Regions from separate parts of the Mus musculus genome. Here region 2 is linked to region 1. Evidence: chromatin loops called from intact Hi-C (ENCODE). Cell type or tissue: heart. All regions are shown on one strand.

The links. A loop is a pair of places that touch in the nucleus more often than their neighbours do. Peaks named below come from ENCODE experiments on the same cell type or tissue, not always from the same donor. Only the 100,000 strongest peaks of a DNase experiment are listed, where the experiment ranks them.
Region 2: it touches region 1 in a loop (2.6-fold over the local background); 2 of 42 quality-filtered maps call a loop at or near these places.

Annotation. Positions count from the first base shown.
Region 1 is chr6:52,082,416-52,090,415 of GRCm38, reverse strand. No RefSeq gene overlaps it. Among named protein-coding and RNA genes, the nearest start is that of Halr1, 17 kb to the left of the region's middle. In heart, a CTCF peak has its summit at 4,176; a DNase peak (open chromatin) is centred at 3,925; H3K4me3 peaks cover 450 bases; H3K27me3 peaks cover 5,882 bases.
Region 2 is chr6:51,872,630-51,880,629 of GRCm38, reverse strand. Skap2 (src family associated phosphoprotein 2) reads left to right here. Exons shown (of 13, transcript NM_018773.2): 10 at 782-859; 11 at 6,043-6,155. Among named protein-coding and RNA genes, the nearest start is that of Skap2, 140 kb to the left of the region's middle. In heart, a CTCF peak has its summit at 4,514 (motif pointing left); DNase peaks (open chromatin) are centred at 1,969 and 4,199; H3K27ac peaks cover 781 bases.

The DNA of each region.
Region 1 (8,000 bases):
TTTCAGGATAAAAGCCATGGATATAGGGAATGAAGGAGGGATAAGGTGGAGGAGGGCAGGGACTTAGAGGAGGGGTCCGGTGAGCCCAGGGGACAGTCTCATTCTTCTTTCCTCTCCATTCTGATGCTTGCTCAGCTCTCGAAATTCCCCACTTATCTCTCTCTCCCTCTCCTCCCTCCCCCACCCCCACTGTATGTGTGTTTGATTGTGTATATGTGCGTGTGTGTGCTTGTGTGTGTGTGTGTGTGCTTGTGTGTGCTTGTGTGTGTGTGCGTTCGTGTGCGTGTGCGTGTGCATGTGTGTGTACCTTTGCCTCAATCTATGTGTAGCGTTCAGGTTAACTTTTGGGAATCAGTTCTCTCCTTCTCCCATGTGAGCTCTGGGGTTGAAATGTGTTCAGGCTGTTTGTTTGTTGGTTTGTTTGTTTGTTTGTTTGTTTGTTTAATCATTTCTTTATACCAGAATGGACACATAGATTTTTTTTGTTTTGATTATAATCTATGTAAGTTGTTTATTTTGTTCCTCAGATGGCTTCCCAGTCAGGGTTGGCTGTTGGTGGATCTTCTAGCTGACTTCTTCAGCGCTGTGACCCTCTCACTGTAGGGTCTTTAGGGCACTTCTTTATTCTCTGGCCCCACTGGACAATCAAAACTCATTTTTTTCTATTTCCTGACTCTGATCTGAAGTCACCCACTACTCTCCAGCTTACGATGCAGGCTCCAAATGTGCAGTTGCTGCCTGAGTGTTCTCTCTCCTTCTATCGTGCCATTTGATACAAGAATTAAACAATGATTCTGTTTGTTTGTTTGTTTGTTTGTTTGTTTTTGGTTTTAAAGACAGGGTTTCTCTGTGTAGCCCTGGCTGTCCTGGAGCTCACTTTGTAGACCAGGCTGGCCTCAAACTCAGAAATCCGCCTGCCTCTGCCTCCCGAGTGCTGGGATTAAAGGCGTGTGCCACCACGCCCCGGCTTTAAATAATGATTCTTTAACGGGAGCTTCTGGGTTCCTTTTGCTCTCATTATTAGTGGGATAATTTACATAGCAACAAACCTAAAACTGAAAAATGGAAAAAGTGTTCAAGTCCAGGTTATTTAATTTTTAAACCATCATATATGAAGGGATTTGACTAAATGGTGCAGAAAATAATACCCAGTGTCGGATGAGGCTTTGCCAGGTTTCATTCCAACGACCTGATAAAGGACGACAGTGCACTTAACTTTCAAGATGGCTTCAGATAAGACATAAGACTGTGATTAGAAGTAGTATGGGGGAGTTTTTATATTGAGTGTTGAGAGACGAGGATAGAAAGAAAGTTGAAGCTGGGTAGTGGTGGTGGTGCATACCTCTAATCCCAGCACTCAGGAACCAGAAGCTGGTGGATCTCTTAGTTCGAGGCCAGCCTGGTCTCCAGAGTGAGTTCTAGGACAGCCAGGACTACACAGAGAAACCCCATCTTGAAACAAACAAACAAGTGGGAAGAAAGTTAGGAGTATGTGTGGGGTGCCTGGCCTTGAATCCTAGGCTGCATTTTATAGGCTGAGATGGCTACGTCTCTCAGCTTGGGTCCCAGAACTCTGGCTCAGGTCTGTGAGGGGATGCAGAGGGGACAGACACTGGGGTCAGGTGGGCTGTGCATACTCTGATGGAGTGGCACCAACAACTCCAGCAACCTCGAACTTCCCTGTGTTTATTATGTCCGGCACAACAGGAGCTTGCTAGTCTCAAAAGGAGGTATCCGTCGGTGAGCCCGCTTCAGGGTGTAGACATCTGGGAGGAGGAAGCTGCTGTTGCTGCTTTGCACACACTGTTTAATCATTTGCTCATCCCAGGACAAAAGGAAGACTTTTGTCACTCGGATCCTAATTTCCCAGAGGTCAAGGCCTTGGTCTTTGACATGGCGTGCCCACATCAACACTGAACGTTTGCTAGGGGACTTTCATCTGCTCTTTACATACTCACTCAGCACTTCCTGTGCTCCCCGCATGTGGTGGCTATTTTAAGAAATCAGACCCATTTGTCCAATGTCCTATAATACATATTGGAAATATTACTTGGAGTGAAGCTGGCCACGGGTGGGCAGTGAAACAAACAGTAACGGCTGGCCACTCAGGTTGTTGACTCCATTAGGGGTCAGGGACTGGGGCGCCAACTGCTTCTCTGTCCCTTCATCGATACACACGCTCATTTGCTTTATTGCCTTGTGGACATGGGTGTTCAAGTAAATTATAGGAGTATTTTAAATATATTGTATGGGATTAAGTCTGAAGTGGACTGTACTGACTCATTTGCCTTTATAACACTCTATTACTATTAGATTTGAAGCAGTGCTAGGAAGCCCGGGAGGAAGCAGAGAAATGTTCTCCATAACCTAATTGTCTCCGAGGACGATCTCATGTGCACGCATAATCTCATTGTCCATGGCTGGAAAATTATAGGAGAGTGAGAACAATTTTGAAGCCTCAGGCAGGAAATAGTAATAGATCTTAGTCTTTAAACTGGCACAATAAATATTGTCCAGCTTGCATTTTCCTTCGGAGTTTGTGTTATTTGTTATTTGTGGGAACCCCCTTTACCGTGACGGTCTCCGGCTACTTTTTACTCCGTTTGTTTCTGAGCTCAGGTAAGATGCTTAGTAGGCCAACCACACACTGGACGGATAATGATTTATTACAGAGACAATTTGCTCTGTCCCAAGCCTTGGAGATGGAATTCTAATCCTTTAAAATTCTTCAGTGTTTTCACAACCCACCCTTTTACCCCCCGCCCCCACTCCCACCCCTTTTTAGGACTGTAGCTTTTTCCAGCTGATTCTGAATCAAAGTGCTCACATTGGTCACCTGCAGATGACATCTGTCTAGTAGAAGTACTCGCTGTATTCATTAAGACCGGTCTTAGGCGTTTGCTCCATTGTATGAGCCTTGCTTTTTAAGATTGAATGTCACTTAAGGGAGAAAACACAACCACCAGGACAATTCCATCTATTTTTAGTTTCTGACTGGTTTGCTTATTTTATGTGTACGAGTGTTTTGCCTGCATGCACGGGTGCTGTGCACCACACACGTGCCTGGTGCCCAGGAAGTCAGAAGAGAGTGTTGGATAACCTAGAACTGGAGTTAAGGATGGTTGTGAACCAGCATATGGGTACTGGGACTTGAACCTCAGTCCTCTCTCTGCAAGAGCTACAAGTGCTCTTAACTGCTAAGCCATCTCTTCAGCTTCTAAATAACTGCATTTAGCAGGCATTCTAGAAGAATTTCACAGTAGGGTACTAAAAAAAAAATCCTGAAACATCTTTTTCTGCCTATATTATATATCTTTCCTGTGAAATAGATCAAAGAGAGCAGCAGTTCCTCCGGAGGTGTGCGGAGGGCAGGGCAGGGAGCTTTTGGATGAACACAATCTGAGAAGTGGTTGGTTATCTCTTCCTGCCTTTTCTAGCAAATGGCACAAGGTTTTAACAAGTGATGTGGATAGTAAGGACAAAAGACAGATCTGGGTTCCAGATAAAGAGGAGAGAAGGAGAAAGTCAGGTCTACCAACCCCAGTGATGAAATAGCTGTATCAGGTCAGGGCAGAAGTAAGGCTTCCATAGGTAAGTTATGAACTCTTTAACTGCTTATTCACGTAGATGTGTATTTTTTCTATACACAATACTACTACTTAGTATATGATATTATTACTTAATAGTTGTGGTAGTAAATTTTTGGCACATGGATAAGAGGTGACATTTGGCCTTTTTATGGCATCTGATTTTTACATCCTCCAAAGTGGCTGGAGTATCCCCTGGAAGATTCCCTATTGTTTCCACTCACAAACAAAGCATTGTGGTGACGGCCTTTTCAGTGGGTGTGTGATATGGCAGGAAAGCACTATGCGTCTTCGTCTTCGTCACTTCCCAGCTTCCTAAGCATCACAGCGCAAGTCTTTGCCAGATGTGAGTGGAAAGGAAGGGGCCATGAGGACATTCTCCGGCTGGCCTTGGACAATGCTGACAGCACGTATCAGCCACTCAGCACTTTCCCAAGTAGCCGCTGATGCCCGGCTACTCAACTTTAACCCAGGAAAAGGAGGTCATTTCAGGAAAGAGACTACACATCAAAGATGGTGCTGGCAGTCCTCGGGAGAGGTCATCGTCTGATATTTCCTTTAGCTTAGTGTCAGCACCCTCTTCGGGGAGTGAAACGCAGTGCTTTTCTGTCAAGGCAGAAACTGTGTGTAGATCCATCATTGCAAGCCGAGAGGAAGAAAAGCTTTTATCTCATGGCCTTGGAAGAAATCATGAGCATAAGCGTTTTCTACCACGTGTTAGGCACTGTGCTGGTTTCTTGCATAAACTGTCTAACTTAATCCTTACCATAATCAGAGCTACACCTCATTTTTTCTCTCCAGATAAGCTTCTTCCTCCAGTAGACACTGTGATTAAAGCGGCACTTATTTAAAATTACATCCTGTCTCTGACCTATGCTTTTTGATCATTGTTCCATATTACAAAATATTCTGTCTGACCTCCGCTTCATTAGACTCAAACATGGCGTGCTCCTTTTGTACGTCCCCTGATTTGCTGTCATATTCTACTATGGGTAATGAAAGTAGGAAATGACTGCCCCGGATTCTTCCCTTGTACACTTAGGGATACATCTGTGTTCATTTCCACAGCTTTGTCTCCAGGCCAGACCCCCTAGAGGATTGTGGGTTAGTGATCCCCAGCTACACCCACAGCCTAAAGCCTTGCCCCGTGGCTGTTACCTACAATAACAAAAGGTATTCTGAAGCTGTGATTAGGGCAAGGCTACGGACATGGGGAGACTACCCTGGATCATCACTGTGAGTCCAGAACAGCACAGTTTTAAGAGGGACACAGGAGATTGAGAGAAAAATCAGAGGAAGGCCCTGTGATGATGACAGAGCTCGGGTGAAGAACTTGAAATTGGAACCATGAGCCACAGAACACAGGCAGCGTGAGACAATGAAACCGAGGCAAGGAGACACGCTCGGATCCTTCAGAAACAATGAACATCTACTATGTCCCACTGATACCTTGACTTCTGCCCAGTGAAGCTGACCTAACACTTAAAACCTCTGGACTGTAAAAAAGATAGATGTATACCATTGTCTTAGTTTGGGATGGTATAAAGAGACGATCATAGATTTGGTATTTAGTTTTCTCAGTTCCTTAGCTCATGAAGGTCAAGACCAAATTGCTCGTAGATCTAGTGTCTCCTGATTTAAATAAAGATGCTATGTTCTCCTTGGTTCCCTACATGAAAGCAAAGAAAGAAGAGGCAGGCTCTCTTGTCTCTTCTTGTAAAAGCATTAAAGCCTCCATGAAGGCTTCACACTAATGGCCTAACTACCTCTAAAAGGGTTCCATTTCCAAATATCGTCACTCTGGGATTAAGGTTTCAACATGTAATTTTGGGGGCTCTGAGTTCACAGCAGTTGTTTTAAGTCACTAGGTTTGTGGCAATTTGTTATAGCAGTGGTGTGGGATGAACGGCATAATGTGTAGGTCTAGAAGACAGCTGGACAGAGCTATCTAATTGACGATAGCACCAAACACATGATGTTGCAATTGTGAGTTTTCAAGATAGCTTGTTCTTGGTCAGCCAGTCATCACCTGTGACTCACACTGTGGTACCTCTTCCTAGATGCACATAGGAATGAGACAGCCTTCCTCTGGCAACCAGCTACTCTCCATTCTTGGAGTGAGAAGGACCTTGCTGTTGAGAGAGGTCTTAGGAAGGAAACTCACCTTTGATTTACCTCCAGCTGTTTCAGCTCTGAACCTCATCTTCTCTTGCCCTTGCTTGTTCGTTAGGGTATGGTTACCATAGTAACAAGTAGTAATGAGTAACAAGGAACAACAAGGAACAAGAAGAGGGGCTTGCTAGTTCTTCCCTAGCCAGCATGGGAGAGTGAAAGTGATGGACCTTCTCTCTTGGGACATTTCTGTGGTCCAGACTCCGTGCATTTGATATTTAATTGCTGCTTGCAATCGGGAGTTGCAGAGAAGGTTCTTGTAGGTTCTAGATCTAATTGGAAAGAGCTATTTTAATGTAAGGAGAATGATAATCTCAAAACAGCACCTCAGAAAATAAACGAAAGCTATAGTGGACAAAGAGGAATTTTAACAGAGTATTGACTTTTAAGGAATATTTTAGTATTAACATCAACTCTAATCCTCAGCTAAGAAGTAGGTGTTATGTTAAAAATATTTATGATTGTCAGGAAATCTATATTAACATTCACATTTCAAAGAATAAAATGCATTATAATTCAGCCAGCAATGAAGCTAAATTTCACACCATTTATTTATTTGAACTCTCATGATTCAGATTTTATCCAGGATTATATTGACCTGTGGAGGAACTAATTAGAAGACCCCTTTCCCATCTCTCTTCCTCTTTCCTTTTTCAGCATCTGAGATTAAACCCAGGACCTTGTACATGCTGGTATGTATTCTGCTAGTAGGCTGTATCCATTTATGTATTTTTATTTTGAGATGAGGGTCACTAAATTCATCTAGGCTGATATTGAACTTGATCTGCAGCCCAGACAACCTATGCTGCAGTTGAGATTATAGGCCAGAACCACTAGGTCTCCTGGCTGAAGAAGGCCTTTTTAAACACTGTTCTGTCTGTTGTCTGTCTGTCTGTCTGTCTGTCTGTCTGTCTGTCTGAGATAGGGTTTTACTGCTGTGAACAAACACCATGGCCAAGGCAAGTCTTATAAAGGACAACATTTAAATGGGGCTCGATTACAGGCTCAGAGGTTCAGTTCATTATCATCAAGGCACGAACATGGCAGCAGGCAAGCAGGCATGGTGTAGGAGGAGCTGAGAGTTCTACATCTTCATCTGAAGGCTGCTAGCAGAATACTTGCTTCCAGGCAACTAGGAGTAGGGTCTTAAAGCCCACACCCAGAGTGACACACCTACTTGAACAAGACCACACCTCCTAATGGTGCCACTCCCTGGGCCAAGCATATACAAACTATCATTCTATTACTCTGTCTGTCTATCTATCTATCTATCTATCTATCTATCTATCTATCTATCTATCTCCACATATCTATTATCTACATATCTATTCATCTATCATCTTCTATCTATCTATCTATCTATCTATCTATCTATCTATCTATCTATCTATCTATCTACCTACCTACCCACCCATCTTTCAATCATCTATCTGTCTGGTGTGAATGGATAGACGTGGGTTGCCCATGCTATGGTGCTCGTGGAGGAGTGAGTTCTCTCCTCCCATTCTGTAGGTACTAGAGATAAAACTACAGTGTTCAGACTTGACAGTGGGTACCTTTACCCACTGGGCCATCTTAATGGCAAGAGGGCCTTTCTTTATATTTCTGCCTGTCAACACCATGGGCTGTGAATTTAATGTTTTATTGGCTCTGAGTAATCAAAAATACTTAAAAACATTTCCTTGTGATCTCTGTTAGAAACCTAAAAAAGAAAAATTTCTTATGTTTTATGTGTGGGGGTGATTTTCCTGCACGTACATCTGTGAATCATATTCATGCCTTGTGCTCAAGGAGGCCAGAAGGAAACTCCCTAGGACTAGAGTTAGATTGGGAGCTGCCATGTGGGTGCTGGGACTCGAACCAAGGTTCTTGTGCTCTTAACCACTGAGCCAACTCCCTAGTCCCATTTTCACTTTACTGAGACTCTTCTGAGCCTGTGTTGGACTTCTCTCTCCCTTTCCACCCTCAGAACTTTAAAGTGGTAAGGCTGAGTGGAAACTGGTTTGTTAATCTTCAGTGACATCTTAATTTGAAATTGCAGTCTTCGAGTACACACATTAATAGTGCTCTTTAAAATGCTCTGTGCCTTCACATACTCGATTACAAAGTTCCTGCTCAGGCCAAGTCCCGCTCTATGCCTGGAAGTGCTCCCCCTAACCTTGCTGGCATTTCTAAGAACAATGTTACAGCTCGAGGCAAGCAGAAATGATAAAAGTGTTTCTACTAATTGCAGCAAACGGC
Region 2 (8,000 bases), 210 kb after region 1:
TTTAAAACAATTTCTTGCTATTTTATTCCCTATCCTGGGAAGGGGATGTGCTTAGAGTGTGTGGGAGCAAAGTCTGAGCAAAGCACTGACTGCGGAGAGGATAAAGAACATGGGTTCATACCCACAGCCTCAACTTTAAATCGCATGCTTTGGAAGTTTGCCACCTATGCATCTCAATTTACTTATCTATAGAATGAGGATTTATAATCATTCATCTATAAAGCCTTTCCTTCTGCGATATGTGACACATAGGAGATCCACAGTAGAATTTGGGGAAATGACCTTTAAGTGTTAGGACTATCTAGCAGCCTCTTGTGAGAGGACTAAGTGAGGAAACCAGCGAGCATGGCTGGGGTTTGATGACTTACAGGTCATCTGCATTTTATGTCAGACGCTGTTTTCTGTGCTGTCTTGATGTTTTAGGAACCATGTATTGTAGTACTCCTGCTATTCAGTATAATATAGCATATCTGTATAAAGTTGGCTGTTACTTTACTAGGTCTAAGGGCTGTCCTGGATTTAAGATTGCTCCAGACAAGTTTCTCTGTACATTTAAAACAAATGTGCAACACAGTAGGGTATATCTTATATTGTATCAGGTCAACGTAAGCCTTGGTGAGGATGTTGTTTGGTTATTAACAAAGGAATATGAATCTTGGGTGTTTTGTGCTCTTAAAGATAATTATTAAGTGCTGTAGACTTTGTCTTGCTCTTTAAGCAGGGTGGGTGCTGTGATTGACATGGGGCCTGTTAATGTGCCACTGACTCTGTTTATTTGCAGAGGAGGAAGAGGACACTGCTTCAGTGAAGATGGACGAGCAAGGGAAGGGAAGTCGGGACAGTGTGCATCACACCTCAGGTAGCACTGGCAAAGTCTATTTTGGTTTTGTTAGAGTCACTTTCTAACCCTCTGAGGATGTTTGCACAGCTCCCTGAAGAAGTTGACTTGTTTGGTCTGTATGTCTTATGCTTGATAAGCTGCTTAGTCCCATTTAGGATGCATGAAAACCACTTGAGAAGGATTTATAAAGTAAGCCAATTTATACAAGGTATTCCTTCCTGAATTACTTTGTAATGACTCAATTAGCTTTCATTTCTGCACAAAGGAGATTTAGTTGCATAAATTAGCTTATCATCATTGAGGAAGTGTCACTGCTAAAGGACAGTTTATAGATACAACATGCAGTTGCTGTCAAACCTATAAGAATGTAATATAGACATCTGTGTATACTTTGTGCTTGAGCAGAACAGACTTCTGCCATTCAGAGACTAACAGGGGACAACAAGTTGCCCAAGGGACTGGCAATGTAGACATCTCTGAAAAGGTCAACTTGACACAGGCTCTGACAATCGACCCACAGCTCTGTCTTCTTTGATAAAAATCAGATAAACTTAAGACCGCTAATTGATCTGCAGCCTGTTTAAATGTTGGCCATGCATATCTTCATTGCATATGATTAACACAGAAAGCAAATGAATTGGGTAAGAAATGCCAGAGTCCAGTGACAGCAGCTTAAAAATGAGGAAAGGACACTGGTTGCCTAGCAGACTGGGGAAGATATTCTGCACTATCCATTTCCACCTGGCACTGGGCCCCAAGTACTAATTATGTGCACACCATGTACACACACACAATACGGACAACTCTTCTTGCTTGTTGCTATTTCCAAGTAGCACAAGATAAACTATCTGTAGCACAAACATGAAGTTAACTTTGATAAACCAGCATTTATTTTACAGGGAAAGAAGAGATGGGCAGCCTTCTTATCAGAACTTTACACCTCTTCACAGCCATATGTCAGCTGGGGTGAGGTCTGCCCTGTCACCCCCAGGTCCTGTAAAGAGCTGGAGCTAGGGTCACCTTCCTCTCTCTGATATGTCCATACATCACTCTTTTGAGTTGTCAGAAGCAGGGTGGACAAGCAGTGCGTGTTCAGGAAGTAGCTTTCCTGGGGCCTTCCTACTGTGACATATGGGAAGGAAGCGGGCCTGACTCTAGACCTGGACAGGAAGGCAGGAGCAGGTTGCTGTAGAAGGTTTGGGTTTGCCTTTTTTTTTTTTCCTTGACAGAAAGGAAACAAGACAAAGTCATTAGTTGTTAGCCCTCTTGCCCTATAAAATAGAGTTGTAAAACATGGCAGCAAGCAAAGCCCAGGCACTCTATGCTTGATAGTAAATTAGGTATCTGTTTTTAAAGTTCTGAATCATGATGCTTCTGCCAAGAGCATGCATGTTTCTTTGTAAAATGTCTATGCAGGTAGAGAGGGTAGAAACAGATAGTAGATAGACCTTCCACAGGCACAAGTGAGCATGCCTCAAATGTTTGCCTTTGAGGGTAGGGGGAAAAGAGTTTTTCTCAAAGGAATCCAGTAAGTTGATGAGCTTTTCATGCCATAGCCACAAGATACTGCAATGTCTGTCTCTTGTGCCACAGAGCTCTTTCAAGCCATCATTCAATGCCTTCGCAAAGCAAGCCGTCAGGGACTCTGTGCTTGCCACTAGGAGCACTGAGCTGACAAGAGTGTTGCTTTCTGCCTAGCATCTCATCTTGTGAACTTCTAACCTCGCTCAAGAATTTGATGTATATTTTTTACATTGACTAATTTTGCAGGAAGAGACTCAGTGTTGCAATGTAAAATCTAAAGGTAAAGCTGAGTTCATCTTGTCTCCTACAAGTCGCTTCACATTCACTCATCTTACAAAGGTCATGTATATTTATAGGTATATAGATGGGCCCGCTTGATGTTTTTAACAATATAAAAATCTGCTGTCCTTTCTAAAACACTTTTCAGGCTTGCAGTACTTAGGGAAAGGGTCTCTGGTGTCGGCATCATGCTTCATTCATTGTCAACATGCCTTTTATAATCTTGTGTTTGTGGACTATCTGGCGGTTACTTGCTTAATTTGTACTTTGGTAACAATCCTGTTAGCTTTGCCAAATATGTATTTTTATAAAAATTTAAAAGCTCATTGTGTACATTTTTCAAAGGCTAGCTAACTTTCCTTTTTAAACCTTCTTTCAAAAGTAATTCATGCCCCTCAGGACAGCACACATAGCAAGGTGACATTTTGTGTGTAATTTTCAAAATATTGACTGTGGTATAGATAGAATGGTGTTAACATGCCGAGTAAAGACAGCGAAACCACATTATCTGTGCTTGTGAGTGTTCCATAGTCTACAGAATGCCTGCCTTTCTTGGGGCCAGGGATGGTTCTCAGCAGGAAGGCATTCTGACTAGCCTACTCGAGGCTCTGCATCTGCTATCCCTGTGCCACAAAGCAAAGCAAAGTCATGTCCTGTGGGTTATCTCCCCGAGCACAGGCAAAGACTGCTAGTGTTTGTGAGCCTTCTGTGCTTTCAAAGCTGTTTTTGTACATGAGTTTTGTCTATGTGTGTTTAGAGCCACTCCATTTTAGAGATAAGCTATAGGAGCTTCCTGCTTTCCACAAATAAGATCACTCCTGATTCTTTTTGTCTGGCATGCTTTCCGGGGAGGCAGCTAGCACACACACTGCTGGCCTTCCCCTCACTGTAGATGCCCGCTCTTCACTTAGAACGCCAGTCATAGACGCACAGATGGCACACAGAGTGCTCCTCAGCGGTGCTCACTGTCCATGGGACCGACCGTCCGTCATTTTTTGGACTCCATCATCATCAAGATTACAGGAGGCACAGTTGAAAATGTGTCTTTCCCCGGCTCTGCTGAATCCCTGGCTCTTCCCTGACTTCCTTGCAGCAGTGAGGTTTAATGGAATGCCCCTGATGCACATCTAGGGAGAGATGCATCTTGTACACCGTGGGGGTCTCTCCCCTTGCTGCTCCTGTAACTCCCATTAGTGTTAATGGGAGTCTCTCCAAGTGTATCCAGGGAAAGAGAAACCAAAGTGGTAAGAATGTGTATTTAAAATCACTGGATACTTGGGGTTTTTTGTCCTTTCTTTCCTCCCCCTACTTAAAAAAAAAAAAAACAAAAAACAAAACAAAAAACAAACAAAAAACATGTTAATTGAAAAGTACTGTGAGAAGGTCTGAACCAGAGGAGGGCCCGGACAGCTGGGACCTGGGATCCCACAGCTCCACCAAAAACTTTGACCTCAGTTTTTCAGCCAAAGTTTGTTTCTTCCACGTCTTCGGACCAAGCCTAAGGCCTGAGCAGCGTGGGGAACAAGTTGGGGGGTGGGGGAAGGGCTACTGGGGAAACTAGCTATTTAGACCTTCTTTGACTTGGCTAGAACTGTGTGGCAGGCCTCACGTGTGAGATGATGTCATCCTGTCTGCTCTAACTCCTTGACTTTCAAGCTGACACTGAGAGACCACATGGGGTGCAACATTTGACCCAATTAGCAGTTGATTTAATCTGACAGGAATGTTTCAATTCTAAATCTCTATTTGTCTAAATAAGTGGTTTTTAAAGGAAATCAGTCACTTTATTATTAAGTGATTTTTAAAAAAAAAAAAAAAGAAAGAAAGAAATGGTCAATGCTTGGAGGTATCTGGCCAGCTGGAGTGCCCTCTAGTGTCTGTTTACAGAATGTATTTAATATATGCCTGGGGGCTGGGGGAGGATGTGATAGGGGTGGCCACAAGCACTATTAGCTCCTGGTTGGATTCTGGGGCTTGCACATGCCCCTGCTGGTTTTAGTGCTCTGAGCCCAAGTGCTACTACAGTGGAGAGGCCAATACAGGGTCGGTCTCTCTCTCTCTCTCTCTCTCCCTCTCCCTCCCTCCCTCTCCCCCCTCCCTCTCTCCCTTCCTCCCTCCTTCTTCCTCCTCCTCCTCCCCTCCCCCAATCCTATCATGCCGCTCCTATTGTCCCTCTCTTTCCATCCTAAAAAATAAAAATTAACAGAGGATTCTGTTAGGTTGTATTTTCTAGTCCTTGTTTATTTTCTCACAAATTTAAGTGAAACGGTGCATCCCACAAATACTTAGATTCCATGTTATTCAGATTCTCCTTTTTAAAAAATGTTAAAGACATTAAGGAGAATTTAAATCTCCTAATAAATTAATACTTTGTGGAGATCAACACTATGCTGACTGTACTAATGTGGCCGTTTGTATTGAGGTTGCCAAGACGCCTCTTGTTTAAAAGTGAGATGACAAGCCTGATCCAGCATCCATGTCCACGTTATCCCGTGGATTCAAAGCTGACATTGCAGCGATGGAAGCTGTCAGCACATCTGTGTTCCGCCTGGCTAGTGAATACACGGGCATTTTGTGTCTTATTGATATAACTTGCAGTCTTTTTTCCTTAACTCATCAGAACTCAATTATCACGAAATTAAAAACAGGAAACAGTTCTCTTGTGTAACAAAAGCATCCAGCGTATTTAACTGTGTGCTGTGTTTTAGGAGCCACATTGTGTGAGTGACAAAGCATACATTATCCAGTTACTGTGGTATTACGGAGCGACGAGCACTAAATAATCAATCAGTTAATGGTGTGTATGGCAGTTTGAGCACTTCACATCCATTGTGCTTATGCCAGGAGAAGGATGAACTGATAACGCCACTGTGGGAGCCTAATGTCCTAGACCTGACGAACAAAAGTCTGCATTAGCAATTTCACAGCTGCAAAAGTATTTTAGAGACAACTTTGAGAGACTTTGGATACAAATGCTTTATATTTGAGTATTAAAGTATGCTATTATTATTATGCTCTTATCAAGTGTTCTAAACTCCATGAAATTGTTACTTCAGATATGTCCAATCTGTCCCTTAGATATTCTGATGGTACAGTAAGACCAGTTGCTCTTTAAACACATAGCGAGTGAGCTTAGGACTTTCCATTAAAAATGAGCAGAAGCACCTTGCTATTTGAGAATGTAATTGCTACAGGTTATAGATTACAGATAGAAGTGGAGGGGGCCATGAAAAACCAAACCTTCTGAAACAATCTTCATGAGCATGCTCAGGAGTAGTTGCAGGTTCACTAAGATGTACCATGATCCAGGCCAGGGCTTCTTTCTTGGCAATCTAAAATGGTTCTTTAATTTCTTTTGATTCAAGCCTTAACCCCAAGTCTCTCTCTCTTTTTCCTAGGAGATAAAAGCACTGATTACGCTAATTTTTACCAGGGTCTGTGGGACTGCACTGGAGCTCTGTCTGATGAGTTGTCCTTTAAGCGTGGTGATGTGATTTACATTCTTAGCAAGGTAAGAAAGTTACCCCCCACCCCACCCCACAAATGACAGCTGTCAACGGGAAATACACAGCTCAGTTCTCCTGCATTTAAATTTACAACACAAGGGAAAAATGCCAGTTGGAATTCTTCTAGGTCCTAGTTAACAATTGGAAGTTCACAATAATTAATTATTTTGTCAAGTGAACTATAATCAGAATTTAAACACAATCAGATAACAGGATTCAACTTAGCCGTGTGTTTACCTGTCACTCTAGCCCTTGGCAGGCATCCACCTACTGCCTTATCCAGAAACAATATACTTATGTGAAAGTTAACATTGTAAGGTATTAGGTTATTAATTATGTTTTTCTTGCTTCTTCCTCCTTATTCTTCTGTGTGCTTATTCTGAGTTTGCCTGCCATTCTCCAGTAGAAACATTGTGTTTATAAAAAAAGGTTTTCATCTTTGTGTAAACACATTGGGTGTTCCAACAATTTAAAGGCTCTATATTCAGACAAGTTGAGGTAATTTTTTAAAGTTTAACACACTATATTTGTAATTGCAGTACCAAAGTATATTGCCACAAACTCATCTTTATGTACATGAGAATCGTGTCTTTGCTTTTTAAGACACTGCACTGTAGAACCTGTCTGCTCCAGACATCAGTTTCTGATGCAGTGTTGGAACTCTCTTAATTTTCACTCTGAAGTTTTTCCTACTGTACTATAGGGATTTTTAAAAATGTTTTTAAGCTTATCTTAGCACCAAATCATGAATGAAAATGACTTAAATATAAGCAGGGAAATGTTATATAGGTCATAAGTCTAACACTTTATAACCCTAAAATTATTGAGCTGAGAAATATTTTGGATATTTCAGAAAGATGATATGTGTTATTAGATACAAAGAGAATTTGAAAATAATGTCACATTTTGGATTTTAATGTTGGTTGGCTGGCACTGAAAATCTTGACCCAGCTGGTCACAGAATCTTAGAGTGGGCATCTTAATGAAGATTGTCTATTCTTGGTGCAGATAGAGTACATGAGCTAGCTATATTATCTTGACTCCTAGAGTAGTTCATTTCTGTCCCTTCTGCTTAATCCCATCCCATCCCATCCCATCCCATCCCATATAAAGCATGTACAATACCAGGACACATTCTAGACATCAGGAATCCTAAAGAATAATACATAAGCACTTGGAGATTAGTAGGAGAAGTGCGAGAAGGAATATTTACTAATAATACAGATTACGACTTATTGAGAAGCCCAAAGCCAAGGCTGGTTGTGAACTCCAGTCAGCCTCCCAATGGTGGGATCCATGGGTTGCTATGTTATCTTACTGTCATATCCACATGACAGCTTTTGGCTAAGTCTGTTATCAAACATTTAATTGTCCCAAGTTAAAATAGCAGCTTTTAAAGTTAATTACTTAACAGAAATAACACTGTTTGGCCCAGTTCTTATCAGGAAACTTTCCTGAAATTCCTCCCAAATTTACCAAGCTCACTGTTTATTTAACTAATGTAGCTGTGAGTATATAAAATTCAAAGGTTGATTAACTTGTATTTGAAATTTCAGAGTGTAGGGATATGTGGTACAGCACTGTATTCCTTTGCACACGTGGAGCTTGTAAAGCCCACATGGGCTGCTTCTTTTTTTTTAATTTATTTTTTATTAGATATTTTCTTTATATACATTTCAAATGCTATCCCGGATGTTCTCTATACCCTCCCTCCGCCCTGCTCCCCTACCCGCCCACTCCCGCTTCTTGGCCCTGGCAAGAGAGGCCCCTTGGTATTGGGGCATATAAAGTTTGCAATACCAAGGGGCCTCTCTTCCTAGTGATGGCTGACCAGGCCATCTTCTGCTACA